Regions from separate parts of the Mus musculus genome. Here region 1 is linked to region 2. Evidence: chromatin loops called from intact Hi-C (ENCODE). Cell type or tissue: heart. All regions are shown on one strand.

Evidence for each region. Hi-C counts contacts between places; a loop is a spot of excess contacts. Peaks named below come from ENCODE experiments on the same cell type or tissue, not always from the same donor. Only the 100,000 strongest peaks of a DNase experiment are listed, where the experiment ranks them.
Region 1: it touches region 2 in a loop (6-fold over the local background); 7 of 42 quality-filtered maps call a loop at or near these places.

What each region holds. Positions count from the first base shown.
Region 1 is chr17:24,955,922-24,963,921 of GRCm38, reverse strand. Jpt2 (Jupiter microtubule associated homolog 2) reads left to right here and starts at 3,299. Exons shown (of 5, transcript NM_198937.2): 1 at 3,299-3,354; 2 at 7,756-7,904. The coding sequence starts at 3,311. It overlaps Cramp1l (cramped chromatin regulator homolog 1), which reads left to right. Exons shown (of 21, transcript NM_020608.3): 21 at 1-2,696. In heart, a CTCF peak has its summit at 3,103 (motif pointing left); a DNase peak (open chromatin) is centred at 3,131; H3K4me3 peaks cover 2,279 bases; H3K27ac peaks cover 2,063 bases.
Region 2 is chr17:25,012,720-25,020,719 of GRCm38, reverse strand. Cramp1l (cramped chromatin regulator homolog 1) reads left to right here and starts at 5,490. Exons shown (of 21, transcript NM_020608.3): 1 at 5,490-5,593; 2 at 6,695-7,032. The coding sequence starts at 6,696. Ift140 (intraflagellar transport 140) reads right to left here and starts at 4,634. Exons shown (of 30, transcript NM_134126.3): 1 at 3,816-4,634; 2 at 1,782-1,959; 3 at 1-202. The coding sequence starts at 1,928. In heart, CTCF peaks have their summits at 3,683 (motif pointing right) and 6,419; DNase peaks (open chromatin) are centred at 3,829, 4,359, 4,769, 5,409 and 1 weaker place; H3K4me3 peaks cover 4,779 bases; H3K27ac peaks cover 4,101 bases.

The DNA of each region.
Region 1 (8,000 bases), 57 kb after region 2:
CTCTTTCTTTCTTTCTTTCTTTTTTTTTTTTGGTTTTTTGAGGCAGGGTTTCTCTGTGTAGTCCTGGCTGTCCTGGAACTCACTTTGTAGACCAGGCTGGCCTTGAACTCAGAAACCCGCCTGCCTGTGCCTCCCAAGTGCTGGGATTAATGTTGTGCGCCACCACTGCCCAGCCTAGTTCCTTCTAAGTGATCTGAGATACCATTTCTCTCTAATGGCCTGACCCTACCCCAACCCCCAAATGCACTGCAATGTCTACAGATTTTATCCACACTTAAAATTTCATGTGTTATTGCTGGTATCTGAGGGGTGTCTTTGCCCCAGGCTATCTCTCTTCCTATTCTGGGACCCAAGCCAGGTTTAGATGTCAGGGTGTAGGAAGAGCTCACAGCTTGATGATGTTTTAGCAGCCCTCTTCAGGAGCCCAGAGGTGGTCAGTCAGTTGTCATGCTCAGGCCATCGGACTCAGAGTGGTGCCAAAAATACTTCCATTCCCCTTCTTTGCCCTTTAGTAGATTCTTGTAACATGGTCACTCTTGCTGGACCTAGCATATCAGGTAGCCATGGCTATTTCTTGTTGAACAGGTGACCCCTGTGCTAGCCACGTCACTGCTCACTCTCCACATGCTAGCCAGGGCTGACACCCCTCCCACCCCACCCCACCCCACTCCACCCCCTTTCCTTTTTCTTCTGAGACAGGGTTTCTCTGTATAACCCTGCTATCCTATAACTTGATTTATAGACTGAGTTGGCTGGAGATCTACCTGCCTCTACCTCCTGAGTGCTGGGCTGAAAGTAATGTGCTACCACACCAAGCTTGGCAGGTCCTTGTAACTCCTAAAGCTGCCACCTCTGTTTTCCAGCTGTTCTAGCCTCCTTCCTTGCACAGTAGTACTTAAGATCATCCTAGGCCCTTACGTCTCTCTGTCTGCAATGAAGAAAGGGATGGGAATGTCCTTTTGGGACACTTGATCCAGTTGCCTCTCTGGCTACTACAAACCCTAGAGTGCAGGCTCTGCTCCAAAGACCGTATAGGGCTCTGGTACTGGTGAAGGATCTGTCCCAGATGCTGACATGCAGACCCCACATCTGGTAAGAGTCAGACTGTTAGATGAGAAGCGCAAGCATATGGTGCCGTCAAGAGACTGTGGTAAGGTAGCCAATGTGTCTCTACCCAGTTGTGTGCTTTCAGCAATGCCTTACTTAGCTGAAGGCATTTAGATCTTGGGACTGTAGCCTGTACCAGGCTAGGCTCAGGCCACTGCTAGCTGCTCTTCCTGTGTTTCAGGTAGACTCTCCCACAACATTAATAAGCATGGGTGCTTGTAGAATCCTGGTAACTGCGCATGTAGAACTAGGTAGTTGGGCTCTTAAGCTGGTTTCCATGAGGCAGTGAATGCTGTAGGCACATGTTAGTCTGTGCCGGCTAAAAGGAGTTGAGACGTCTTGAGGAGCAGAGACTACAGCCCTTGTCTCCCAGTAGCAAGCGGCATCAGATGGACTGGTGCGTTACTGTAAGGAAGCTGACAAGATTCCAGAAGGTTCTTCACCAGCCATACTGGTTTGCTCATCATCGCCACATTAAAGGACAAATGGTGGCATTTGTAGCAGAGAATCAGTGGATACAACGTCTCCCAGCGTAAGCAAATATCCATGCATAAAACCTGAAAACTGCTAAAGGTTAGAGTTTTTTAAAAAACAAAACAAAAACAGCAAGGCAGGCTCCTGGGTTCTACATCTTCCTTCTCTTCCTTCCATCAGTTTGGATGGTTGGCGTTCACTCGGGCTTCCTCTCCTCATTGGAACTTAGTGTGACTTACATGCGGTCATTCTTTGAGAAAATCTTTTGTTAATATTAATGTTTCTTAGACATGTTGATTCATCTTTTTAAAAGATGGGGAACCTGTATCTTTGGTGCTTGGCATGGATTGTGTCCTAGAGAAGATGCTCAGGCGAGCTGAAGTCCATAGATCCTGTCGGGCATAGTACTTGCTCAGGGAGTGGGACTTTGGGACATTTCATCTGTTGGTCAACCTTTTTTCCTACCCTCCTCTTCTTTTTCATTCCTTGTGATAGCCTCTGCTAGGGGAGGTGTCATTCAGTTCAATAGCATTTTTAACCAAACCATATTATTAGAAATGGTCAAAATAAGTTTAGAAGGAAATTGTTTTATGTACTTTAAAAACAAATCTCCCAGATGCATTCATGAGGAAATACCGTACTTTGTCTTAATTTAAAAAAAAAAAAAAAACACTTTAAAAAAGGAAAGAAACCCACAGTATACCTTTCCCAGAGGCTAGCCTGGTGTGGTCAGTCCAGTTTTGGAAGCACTGCCCCAGCCAGACCCTTATTCTTTCGTAAGATCACTGGCTGGAGGGGTGCCCCCAGCAGGCAGAGCTCAGTGCTGTTTGCTTTGATAATCGTTAAGCCATATCATCTGAGGTTTCCGGCTTGAGATGTGAATTTGTTTTATAGACTATAAATATACAGTGTATGTATAAAGCAGAATGCCTGTCCTTCTGATTATTTTTTGTACCATATTGTAAATTACATTATTTATTCTTTACCAATTTTTTGGGAATAAAAGGTGTTTTGGTTATTTAATAAACAAGAACTGTTAAAACTTCGGCTAAAATTTCCAGTTCGGCTTGTAAATGTTTTTATTGTGCATAAATACATACTAATACTTCATCTAATGTCTGTCTTTTGTGCCTGCTTTCAAAGCCAGTATGCTTAGGGTATTCCAACAGGCACAGTGTAATGAGATGAGCTCTAAGGCCTGGAGGTGCCCTGGAGGTGAGGGTGAGCAAACAGGTAGGCATCAGAGATTCAGCGATTGAGTGACCGCTGAATGCGGAATTCATTACAGAATTCGCTGCTTCTGTTATGGGTATGTTGTGCGCTTCCATGAACCTTTCCTCCCGAAGGTGCTGTAACCCCAAAGAAGCCTTCCGCTACCACCGGCCAGAAACTTCCTAGTGCCATCCAGCCCGGGATAGGTCGGCCAGAAAATGCGGATTCGCATGCGGAGGCGTGTTGGCTGGGGGTGGGGCGAGCTGTGAACCAATGCCCACGCCTGAGGCCATGAGAGGCGCCCCCTGCAGCCAATCGGCTGTAAGCGCGATGCGGGCCTCCAAGCCTCCCTCTCCTTGGGGGCGGGAGGGAGGAGTGGGGCACGACTCTACGATAGGCTGCAGAGACATGATTGGCGCGAGAGGCGTCCAACTGGCTTGGGCGGGTCAGGGTACCTGCGCGGGACCAAGCGGGAACCGCCGCGCGGCGGCTGTGAAAGCGCGGGGCGGCGGCCGACATGTTCCAGGGCGCGGACAGCCAAGCTGGCAAGTCGGGTTCCAGGTGCGCGGACCGGTGCTGGGGCCCGGGTGGGCGCATAGCCGCAGCCACGTGGCGGGCGGGAGACCCTACAAGTGCGGTGGGTGTGGCGCGGGGCTCCCCTGAGGATACTGTGCGCGCTCTCCCGCAGGGCCTTGCAGGAAGGCTGTGGGGTTAGAGCGGAGTGGAGACCGGGCGGCGGGATTAAGACACGTGGCTCTCCTGAAGTGCTTGCTCAGGACAGACGCTAGCCGGGCGCTCCGAGCTGTTTGCCGCTTCCTGAGCCCTTCCCTTGTCCAGTTTGGTTGGTCATGACGACCTTTGAATGTGGCTGAGTAGCGGCAGCGTTCTCAGACCCAACCCACGACCAGGTGTTTGTTGGATGCACTACTGACTGCTACACCCTGGGCGGGGACCTTCCCTACACAGTTTCCTCTAGGCTTTCTGTCTGATCTGCTTTGAGTTGATCAAATGAAACTGGTGTTCGAATGACTTTACGAGCTCCAGGAATTAATTGTTGAATAGGCGTCCATGGAGAGGATTTTAGGAAAAGGAGGAAATCCCCATTTGAGTTGATAAAATGAAACTGGTGTTCGAATGACTTTACGAGCTCCAGGAGTTAATTGTTGAGTAGGCGTCCATGGAGAGGAATTTAGGAAAAGGAGGAAATACCCACTTGATAGCGGGATGAGGGGGAAAGGGGAGCTACCTTAACTGGATAATGAAGCGCAATTGGAAGCCTCAGTCTGGGCCATATTAGATAGAAAGCGTGCTTTGGATGGCAACTTAGGCAGGTTGGAGAAGATAGCAGCACATAGTCCGACTGATTGCTACAAAGCCTGAGTCTGTAAGGTCTGTCTGTACTCCAGGGTTTCCTTTCGTCTAACCCTGTCTTTTGTCTCCTCAGCAGAGGGATTTTCTTGTGCTGGAGATGTTTGAACTGTAAAAGCGTTATGGTATTACTGTCATTCATCCACAAAAATTACTAACCATGAAGAACACGTCACCCCCCACCCGGTCTATTTCTCATGGCTTTGTCCCAGATTTTCTCATTAGTTCCTAGTTCTTATGAAACTCATCATTCCAGGGAGGCCTGGGAGCGCTGACAACCGTCGATATTTTCTTTCTCTCCAGTGCCATAGTTCATTTGAACTCTGGCTTTTCATCTTTGCCTATATCCCTTATATTTTCTCGATAACTTGAGTATTTCTACTGAAACATTTAAAGGGTACTACAAAAGGAAAAAGTAATTGGAATTATGGATTTGGTCCTAAAGTCTGAGTTGACTAATCTGGCCCTAGAACCTTCCACTCCACTGGTGTTACTGTGATTAATGGCTGCTAGTGGCTTCCAGAAGGCCACACTGTGCCATTGTTCTGGGCCCTATTTGTTGAAAGGCCCATTTGTGAGACCCTGCAGGGGCAACCTTAAGACTTGCATTGCTGCTGTAGGCTTTGAAGCTTGTGCTTGCTCCATTGTCTTTGAGATGGAGGTGGACACTGCTCTTGCCCAAGTGGCTCATTATTTTAGTACACAAAGCAATACTAAATCCTTACTTTCAATACCCATATTAAGTTCAAAAGCTAGTTCCTATATTCCCGTAACAGACTCAATTTGGGCCTCATCTCTGGAGATGGTTTTGAGGCTCCTGCTTCTGTTGTATCACATACATGGAACACATACCATTGACACACACGTCTGGCTGTCGGTATCTTGTGTCTGAATAACCACAGAGTGACTGGGAAGGTGAGAGTGTAGAGTGAGGGTCTGCCGGGGTCAAACCTCCACAGGGTAGGATGCTGGTGGCTTCATGTAAAATGAGATTATTAAAATAAAGCTAGGAGTATTCACACTTGTAATCCTAGCACTCGGGACATGGAGGTAGAGAATATGAGTTCAGGGTTGTCACTCACTACATAGTGAATTTGAGCACTTCAAGATCCTGACTCAGCTCTTTCCAACCCCCAATAAGAAAATAAATGGCTGGGCAGTGGTGGCGCATGCCTTTAATCCCAGCACTTGGGAGGAAGAGGCAGGTGGATTTCTGAGTTTGAGACCAGCCTGGTCTACAAAGTGAGTTCCAGGACAGCCAGGCGATACAGAGAAACCCAGTCTCAAAACACCAGAGAGAGAGAGAGCGAGAGAGAGCGGGAAAGAAAGAAAGAAAGAAAGAAAGAAAGAAAGAAAGAAAGAAAGAAAGAAAGAAAGAAAGAAAGAAAGAAAGAAAGAGAAAAGAGGAGACTAGACCCAAGGCTGTTAGACCTGACCGCCCAGAAGAAGATGGTCAGAATAAGATCTAAAGATGGGCGTGGAAGTCAGGTAGTCTTAACTTACCCATCAACTGCTTTGTATGGTCTACAATCTTGTTAAGTTCTTTGTAGTGGGCCAAGCTCCCCCATCCCCACCTCCTCCCCCCTTTTCAAAGGAACTTCTATCCCTTTCTAAGACCCTTCAAGAAATAGTAACGGTTGGTGGGGTAGGTTTGATACATCCTCTTTCCCCTTCCTCCTAAGAAGACAGTGACCTGGCATCTGTGACTGGCACACTTTACACTTCCCTCCCTGCCTTAGGCTGACTGAGAACTTCACACCCATTACATTGCAATGATAGACAGCCTTTTAGCTCTTTGAATGAAACAAACACATTTTAGGTACTTTTGTTTTTAATGAAGTCTTTGAGTGGTCACTGTTTTACGTAGCTGTTCAGTCAGTCCTAACCTCCAGTCTTGCTTTTATGTGGTAGTCTTTGATTTTAAATATTTTTCTAAATATTTGAGGTCATGCAGTCTCAGTGGTTAGGCCTACTGTGAGAAGGTGAAACTAGGTGCAGTACACACACCTTTAATTCTTGTAGTGGGAGGCAGAGCAGAGCTTTCTGTGAGTTGGAGGCTAGTCAGGTATACATAGAGTTCTAGGACAGCCACAGCTTCTTCAGCTGCGTAGGTAACCATAGATCAGAGCAGGGAGGGAGGCAGGATGAATATAGGCCATTCACCGATTTAAAATTCACTTTCAAGTGGCCTCTCTTCAAAATTCATGTCTTATTTTTTAGATGGTCTCTGGTAGCCTTTACTGACTTTGAATTCACTCTATAGTGGAGGATCAGTTTTGGTTTTAGTTTTGAGGCAGTCTCTTTACGTAGGTAGTCCTGGCTGTCTTGGAACTCACTGTGTCACCACCGATCCACCTGCCTCTGCCTCCTGGATGCTGGGACTAAAGGCATGAGCCACCATGCCTGACTAAGGATAACTTTTGAACTACTGATCTTTCTACCTCCACCTTCCAAGTGGTGGGATCACAGGTATTAGCTTGCATGCATGACTGAAAGGCATTTTAAAAGTCTAACCAGGTATCTGAAATATGCATATGAAGTCTTTCACCATATTGCAGTTGTATACCCGTGCTCTGGACATCAGAGCAGAGCTTTCAGGTAATGCCATAGGTCTTCGGCTGCTGCATTCAAAACAAGCAACTTTTTAGACTTCTCATTAGCTCTAGACGAAGTTCCCAAAGTTTGGGACTTTAGGTGGAAACTACTGTTTGTAGCTAAGGCATAGAAACCACATTTTTGTGGGTGTTTGTTTAAAAGCTGTGCTTGTAGAATATCAGAGTTTAAAGAGGAATGGTCATTCCATAAGGACATGCTGCCAGTGGGTGATGGTTTTTTCTTTCTAGTCTAGGCATTTCAATGGCTACACCAAACATTCCAATATAGATCCCTACAATGAGTCTTTTAAGTCAGGAATTACCGTCAGGGATGATGGATCTAAGATAAAGAGAAACATGGTATTTGTTAAAAGGCACATAAGGAGTCTGAATTAAAACCCAATCAAAGGAACTAGGGGTTAAACAAGGGTAGCCCCTTTACCTTAATACTCGGTCACGCCTGACTCCTCTTATTAGAATCTATAAATTCTGGCAGAGAAGTCTCTGGCTACCATGGCTATGAAGCAGAAAGGTTGGTAAAGGGATTTGATTCCATGTGAGCTCCATGGCAAAGCTGAAGACAGCATGAAGAAAAGAGCAAAGGAATCTCTCTTTAATCACGTGTTTTATCCGGATCCGAGTCTAAAACAATATTGGCAAAGTATTAAAACTAAAATTTTGATCCTAATTACTATATAATGTGACTCAAAAAATGAAAAGTTCCTCATGGGGTTCACCTTACCCCTACCCCTGTGAATATGACAGTGTCTTTCTGTGAAACCCAACTTGGCCTTGAACTCTAAATTCTGCCTCCGTTTCCCAAGTGCTGGGAGTTATAGGCCTATACCATCACACTTTGGATGGGGCCAGCTTTCATTCACATCAGTACTGTTTGGTGTTGGGCTAGACCACAGACAAGAGACCATCAGCACCAGTCCAAGAGAATCCTGGGAATCTGGTGGACGGATGTCAGTGACTCTTGTTCACTCTGTGCTTGTAGGTCCATGAAGCCCCCGGGAGGAGAATCGAGCGATCTTTTCGGAAGTCCAGAAGAAGGTATTTCTTCAAGCAAGCCTAATAGGATGGCATCTAATATTTTCGGACCAACTGAAGAACCTAAAAACATACCCAAGAGGACAAATCCTCCAGGTGTGGACTTTATACTTCTCACGTTCTTGGCCTTAAACTCTATTTTCTTTTTAAAAATCTGTCTGACAAGCTTCTGTTGCTATCATGAGACACCAG
Region 2 (8,000 bases):
AGCTCCCACTGGTGCTCCAACTGAGGATGGCAATGTCAGTCGTATGTGGCAGGGGCACTGTGTGCTGTTCCTTGTCCTGCTTATTAAACATTATCACTTCTCCAGTTTCCCAGCCAATAGCCAGGATAAGCCTTGTTGGGTGCCAGCACAGTGAAGTGGCCTGGAAAGACCTCTCAATGTGGGTGTCAGGCACGGGCTCACCCTGTGTGGAACAAGAAGTAAGACCTCCCATTGTAGATAGGAGTAGGTACATCAAGAAGCGGTCTGACACATAGAACTCGCATCAGTACAACATGCGTGTGGATACTTGAGGCTAATGATGGGTATCTTCCACAGTCACTCTCCACATTATTTTTAATTTGAAAATTATTAGGAGCTGAAGAGACAGCTTCAGCTCAGCAATTAAGAGTTCTTGCTGGGGCTGGAGAGGTGGCTCAGTGGTTAAGAGCACTGACTGCTCTACCAGAGGTCCTGAGTTCAATTCCCAGCAACCACATGGTGGCTCACAACCATCTGTAATGGGATCCGATGCCCTCTTCTGGTGTGTGTGAGAACAGCGACAGTGTACTCACATATATAAAATAAATAAATCTTCACACACACACACACACACACACACACACACACACAAAGCTCTTGATCTTCTTCCAGAGGCCCTGAGTTCAGTTGCCAGCACCCATGTCAGATGGCTCACAACCACTAAGTCCTACTCCAGTAACCAATGTCCTCTTCTAGCATCCACAGGTCCTGGCACACACGTGTGCTCACACTCACACGCAATACATAAACATGGTTTACAAGATTACTTATCATGTGTGTATGCATGTGTGTCAAGATAGGCGTGGAGATCTGAGGGAAACCTGAGAGAACTGGCTCTCCCTTCTGTCATGTGGACTCAGCTCATTGCACTTAGCAGCAAGCACCTCCACTGTGAGCCATCTCATCAGCTCACCTGATTTTTGAGACAGTCTCTCATTTGAATCTGGAGCTTACTGCCTGAGCTAGGCCTGGTAGCCCGTAAGATCTAGATCTTCTCAAATATGGCAGTCCTTTTATCCTGCCATAGAGGTTCAAGAGCACGCTTAGATCTGACCCCCTGTGCTGTACATGCAGTCTCCACCTCCTCACATTGATCTGACTTCCAACTCTTTGTGATTCATCTGATGAATATCTTTATCAGGTATTCTGCCCTCTATCACTGTGAGAAAAAGACTTTCTACTTCTTTGAAGTCACCTACTTTGTGGCAATTTGTTATAGCAGCCGTAGGAAGCTAGTGTAGTTCGAAAGGGTCAATGTGGGGCTAGAGAGGTAGCTTAGCAGTTCAGAGCACTTACTGACTTTCCTAAGAACCTGGGGTTTGGTTCCCAGCAACAACATGATGGCTCACAACCATCTACAAGTCTAGTCCCAGTGGATCTGATACCTTCTTCTGACCTTGAAGACATGCACCTGGCCCATATTCACACATGCAGGCAAAAGAATCATACTCACAACATAAATAAATCAAAAAAGTTCAAAGGGCTGACACAAAGAGTTGAAGAAGGCATGCATATACGGCACAGGAGGTCAGCTGTAAGCACGCTCTTGAACCTCTATAGCAGGGATGAAAGAAGTGCAGGATATCGTGGCTTCGATGCTTGGGAATAACTGGCCCTTAGGAAGACCTGATTAGGAGAACTCTCGTGCCGAGTTATGCTGCCTCCTGGCCTCCATGACTCAGGAAGAGAAAAGAACACAAGAATCAGGAGCTGCTGAAGCCGACATAGCTCCAGGGACTCACTTGCTCAAGGTAGATGTCTACGTTGCCTCCAGAAGATGGGCTTATAGATGCGACTGCCAGGAATGGGTGGGTGGGGTGCCAGGTGATGTGGGAGGGAGAGCTGGGTGTGTCTGGAGCTTTGATTCGGTGGTCAAAATACAGAGCCATGATGACGCACAGACCTAGTCAAGGATGAAACCTGCAGGGCGGGAAAACCAACCCCTAGTGACTACGCGCAGAATTACAAAATGGAAGCAAACCTACAAGGACACGTAGCAGCTTTAAAATGTTTCTTAAATGAATGCAAGCCAATTCATTTGTTAGAGATTATTCTATTAAGGAAAACTATAAAATTAGAAGCAAAAGATTAAACTTGGCATGACCCACGGTGTGCTGGAAAAGAAGTAAAATTCATTGCTATCAAAGAGAGAACTAAACAGAGAATGCAAGTAGCAAGTACTGAAACGGGGGGAGGGGGGTGGTGTTTCAAATAATTCTTGATCATTCTCATTCGATAAGTATCGTTTCAATGTACACAGATACTTTCAAAGAAAACATTAAAACAAAATAAAAGTAAACTACCCATCAAAGAACATCTCTACAGAGAAAAACAGCGTTCAACTTCATGGAAACCAAAAAGCCCAAGAACGTCTTCTAGCTACGACTTAGTAGAGGACAGTCAGGACCACCAAGCGACAGTGATGGGGGAGAGGCTGCATTTAATTTGTTGCATGGGCTGGAAAGATGGCTTTGTGGTTAGGAGAGTCTTCCAGATACATGAGCTCAGTTCCCAGCACTCACATCAGGCAGCTTCCTCTGGGATCTGATGCCCCACTGGCCTCGCCTGTACATATACACATTAAAAGTAAGCCAGCTATGGTGGCACAAGCTTTCAATTCCAGCTCAGAAGAAGCAGAGGTCCCTATGTGTTTGAGGCAAATATGGTCTACTACAGTGAGTTCCAGGCAGCCAAAGATACATAGTGAGATCTTGCCTCAAAATAAGAAAAATCTTTTCTTTTTTTTTTTTTAAAAAGGGCAACATGTCAACTTCAGTATGTCCATTTTATACAATGTTCTAACTATTCATTCTTTCTTTCGCTTGTGCTTAAGGTTTTTTTTTTTTTCATTCATTTGTTTTGTTTTTTCAAGGCAGGGTTTCTCTATGTAGCCCTGGCTGTCCTAGAACTTGCTTTGTAGACCAGGCTGGCCTCAAATTCACAAATATCTGCCTGCCTCTGCCTCCCAAGTCCTGGGATTAAACGTATGAGGCACTTCTGAGCACAGCACTTATGCTTTAAAATGAGAATTAGCCAAATAATTAAAAAGATATTAAGTCAACTTTAGGAAGCTGATGCTCACACACACACACAAAAGTTATTTAAAAATCTGTTAATGTCCTTAGATCAGGAACAAGTTTCAAGTATGTAGGCCATAAAACAAGAAAAGGCCAATTTCACTTTTTCCAGTCAACTGATCCTCATTTTTATACTGAGTATTTTTATATTCAATTATTTTCAGAGGTGAGTGCCTCCATCATGCCAACTCTTAGGAAAGCAGGTCAAATTCATTATGCCCAAGGAGTCATACTAACAAGTAGGCTTAAAGACAAGATACTCCTTTTAGAGTCTCTTGTTCAACAAGAGGATGGGTTCTAAAGTAGCCTTTCGGGATAGTGACCAATGATGTAAAGTTTAGCTCTCTGGGCCAGAATAAGATCACTAGCTGCATCATGTAGACATTACTGAAGGACAGTGTAGTTCAAGGTGGTCCATTCAGGTCATGTTATCTTTACAAGCCACCCAAAGATTAACCAAGCAGAGGATTTTGGCTTTTTTGTCTTCCCCCAGCTTCATACTAAATGCATTGGGGGGCGGGGGGGACTCACGCCGCAACTCAAAAGTCCAGCAGGGGGCTCTAGGATTGTGCAGAGAGACAATGTGAAGCCAGCACACAGAGAGGAACCGAGAGGGTCCTGGCAGGTCATCTCTAGGTCCCAGGTCGATCCCATCCCACCTCTTGCCACTCCCCGGTCCAGCCCCAGACCCCTCTGCACCTTAGGTATAGGAATCTAACTTCGCCAGATTCCCTGTGCCTCCGTGTTGCCCGGACAACGCCGGTAAAGAAAGCGGAAGCAGTCGAGGGACAGCCGCGCCTCCGATGCCTCCCGAAACGACCACTGGTGACTTGCGGCGGAAAGAACCGAAAACAGTCGGTACCTCCCGGCGCAGCTCTGAGTCTTAGGCCCACTTTAGGACCAGTTTGGGTTTTCCGCTGATGGGTGGGCCAGATCTATTTGCTACTCGGGGCAAGCTGCGTCAAGGCTCCTAATACTTTTCTCCCCGAGTTCATCCTGCCTACCCCACGCAGGCCATCAGTCGGCACCTCGCGGAGCTTAGTTGCATTGCATCGGATGGGGAGGCGCGGCTCGAGAGCTTCTCTGGAACGTTCTGAGTACCGGACACCGCCCCGGCGCGTGGCGCGTTGATGCCTCGAGAGACCGCTGCAAGCGGTACTCAGCAGAGGCTTGCAGCAGCTAGGCACAGGGTTCCCTGGGTGACCGTGTGCACTTTAGCCAGTGTTAGCCAACGGCGAGTGTCGCTGAAGAGCAGGCGCAGTAGCACGGTCCACGCCAATGAGCCAAGGGGATAACCAGAGGCGGGGACCTCCTGCAAACTGGGATACTTTTTTCAAACGCCACATGCATAAGCATTAGAGTTTTAAAAACACATTTCCTTATCGCTTCGAATAGGAAAAGTGTTAGTGGACTATGCTACGATACATTTATGGTCTTAAACCTGTTTTCAAAGTGCAAAGTCCCCACCCGAGTTCCCGCGCGCTTCAAGACGCCCCGCTGAGGCGGTGATTTCTTCTCACGCATCCGTCAACATAGTCTCAGCCAATCACAGCCAGCACGCTGATCCTATTGGCTGTCGGTTGGCCAATCGGAAAAGACGCATGATCCGCAAGGGCGCGAGGTTGCCGTCACAACACGCCCCACGTTGCGGGCCCGCCCCTGTACATCGTGCGGGCGCGCGCACGTAACGCCTGCTGACCAATGGCAGCCTAGCTGGTTGGGCGCGCCCGCAGAAAAGCTGGACGTGCTCGTCTTTTTTGCGGGACGTTCGCCCCTCCCCGCTCCGGCGCCGACTTCAGGTCCCCGGCGGCCGCCGTAGCCGGAACTGTTTAGAGCGCGGCGTCCCGGGTGTGGGAGGGCGAGTGGCGGCTGCACCGGTGCCGTCAGCCCTGTTAGCCGCGCGCCAGTCCACGGAGAGGTCTTGCGAAGGGGAACAGTGCTTGGTGACCGCGCCTGACACCTGACCACCAGCCCGGCGTCGCGGCTTCGCCGCAGCCGGAGCTGCCGGGCCCGGTCGGTTCTGCGGAGGCCCGGGATCCGGGAGCCAGGCTGCCGGGAAGCGTGGATGAAAAAGGTGACCGTAGGCTGCACTTGGGAGCCTTCGGGATCCGCGGAGGGGCCGCGGTATTCGTGGGCTGCGCCGCGTGCAGCCAGCGGTCAGCTCCTCAGGAAGGTGCGAGCTTCTCCCACCCGAAATGGGACAAAGGGTGTGGAGCCGGGACGAGGCCCACAGTGCCCGCGCCTCCCACGGTCAGGAAGTGACGGGTTTCGGTGACGGACTCCTATGGAGTCCACCGCCTCTGGGGAACGACCGGAATGTGCCTGGGGACAGGGCCCAGCGCGCCGGCGAGTGGGTCCTGTTGGATTGATGCATTTTGCTTGGTGCTGTTGGCAGTGCTGGTTCTGGGAATGGGTTTCGCTCCCTAGCACAATGACAGGGTTTTGGGAACCGTGGTGAGGGGGTTAAAAGTGAATAGGTTCGAAGTCTTGTGCCATAAAATCATTTAGCGTGGGGTTGTGTCTTGTGTGGTTCTGTGCCAGGGTTTTCTTAAGGTAGTATTTGAAAGATCAGTGCCAAACAGGAAAATTGCACACCGTTTTTGGCAGCACCATTTTATGGTGTTACTTCGAGTTTTACATCTCTGTCTTTACCTTCAGTCTGTTTCTTTGTTATCATTGGTACCTTGCTCTGTCTGCTTTTCTTTTTAAGTGGAATGTTTTCAACAGTTATGTTGGACCTAGCGTCTGCTAAAGAACGGAGTGTTTCTCTGTCCTGCTTCATCATGTACACAGCCTGTCTTAAGATGTTGGAATGTACCTGAACTTTAGTTTATTCTGAGTATAATTTCTCCTAGCTACAGATAATTATTATTTTGCTTATCGATATCTTATGACAGTGGTAGAAGTTAAAGCAAGAATTTTGTTGTTTCCAGAATTGTTTACATAGTTCAGTTCCTATTCTTAAGATCCGACTGGAACATAACAGTGTTTGCTGTCACTTTTCCGGTGTTCTCTAACCTGTTCTATGCAACAGGCTTTGTTGAATGAGAGGTGTAGTCGGGCCATCTCCCTCCTGGGAAGGTTTCCGGAGTGCAGAGTCTCTCTCTTGCATGCCAGCTTTGGAGGGAGCGGCAGTTTTGGCCTATGGAGCACTAGGGGCTCGGAGGGCAGCGCGGGCCGTTGCAATAGGCAGGTGCGCGGCTTGATCGCGCGTGGCTCGGGAGCAGAGGGGAGGCACGGGCAGTGCGGGGAGCGAGGCGGGATCAAGCTGGGGGCCATGAGCTGCGGCTCCTTGGGTTAGGTGGTGGCGGGACGGCGGTACTGCGGGACCCAAAGCGCAGAGGCCAGGTCATGCTGCCGTGCCTTCCGTGGCTCCGGGCTGTGTTGGTCTACCTGGGTTAGGGGCATCCAAGGGCGGGGCGGGGTCCCGGTCCGGTCGGGCTCAGCACTCTGTGGGCCCTCGGGCGGGCGGCGGGCGGCGGGCGGCGCTGGAACAAACAACGGCCGCCATGTTGGGAGGCCGGCGGTAAACTTCTGCCTGCCGCCCGCCTCACCGCTCCTCGTCTCTCTCGCCGCAGGATGACAGTGAAGTTGGGCGACGCCGGCAGCGGGGAGGAAGGGCTCAAGAAGCTGGGCAAGCGGACGGCCGATGAGGAGTCGCTGGACGGAGAGGGGCCCGGCGGCGCGGACGCGGCGGACAGCAGCAGCACAAAGAGGGACGGGCAGACCCCTCGGGCCTCCGGAGCCCCCGCGCCACCCAGAGGGCTGCCGACCCCGTCTCCACCGCAGGGCAGCCCCCAGGACCAGCACCATTTCCTAAGGTCCAGCGTGCGACCCCAGAGCAAGAGGCCCAGGAAGGACGCACCCTGTGCTTTGGGCAGTGGTGGTGCCAGCGGTTCCGGGCCGCGAGGAAAAGGTAGGGACCTATCCTGTGGCGTCTGACAAGACCTCCTCGGGTGGCACTTGCAGGGGCACGTGCCCCCTTCCATTCCTTGGAGGCTGTTGCTTTCCTCTTAATATTAGCATACAGGGCAGTGATATTGTCCTTTCTCTGGGCAAGAGACATAGATTCCCAAAGGGTCCCTGACGGTTTTTTATGGATGGCCATTTTAAATTACGCACAATAGCTCAAGTATAGGCAGAGAAAGTTCCTGCTCTATTTCCACACCTCAAGTAGTGGGAACGGAACAAAGGAACTGGCTTTTGTAATTTATGGACTGGGGAGGCTGTTGATGGAATGGCAGAGGCTGGCTTTGACTTATTGTCTTCCACCAAAGTATTCCTGGCTTCAAAGTTTGAAGAACAGAGAAATGGGACACTTAGAGTTTCAACTGAGGTATATTTGGTGAACCAGAAAGGATCTCCACTGGATGAAATTGACGGTGACCTATCAGGGGCAGCCCACAGAACTGTCTTGTGTTGAGACTGCAACTTCTTTCTTGAAGCCTCCTACCAAAGTAAAAAAAAAGTGCCATGTGGGTTCTTCACAGGCCTTTATTTCCCTGTCTGCTTTTCTCTTTATCTTTCAGCATCTTGGTTTTTACCTATGCAGGCAATTTGCTCTTACATTCTTTTCAGACCAAGTTTGCCCCCCACCCCATTCCCGCCTTTTTTTTTTAAAAGACAAAATCTGCTGATAGTTTGGACTGGCCTGGAATTCACTAAGGCCTTGAATTCATAGTTCTGCCTCAGTTTCCTGAGTGCTAAGATTACATGCCAAAACCGATATAATTGATAGTTGGCTTATATAACACTTTTTAAAAAAATAAAATAACAAATGTGACATCAATTTTCAGTGAGTTCTCCATACTTACAGCCAGGCATGAAGACATACTTTTAATCTAAGCACTTGGGAGGCAGAGGTAGGTAGATCTCTCAGAGTTT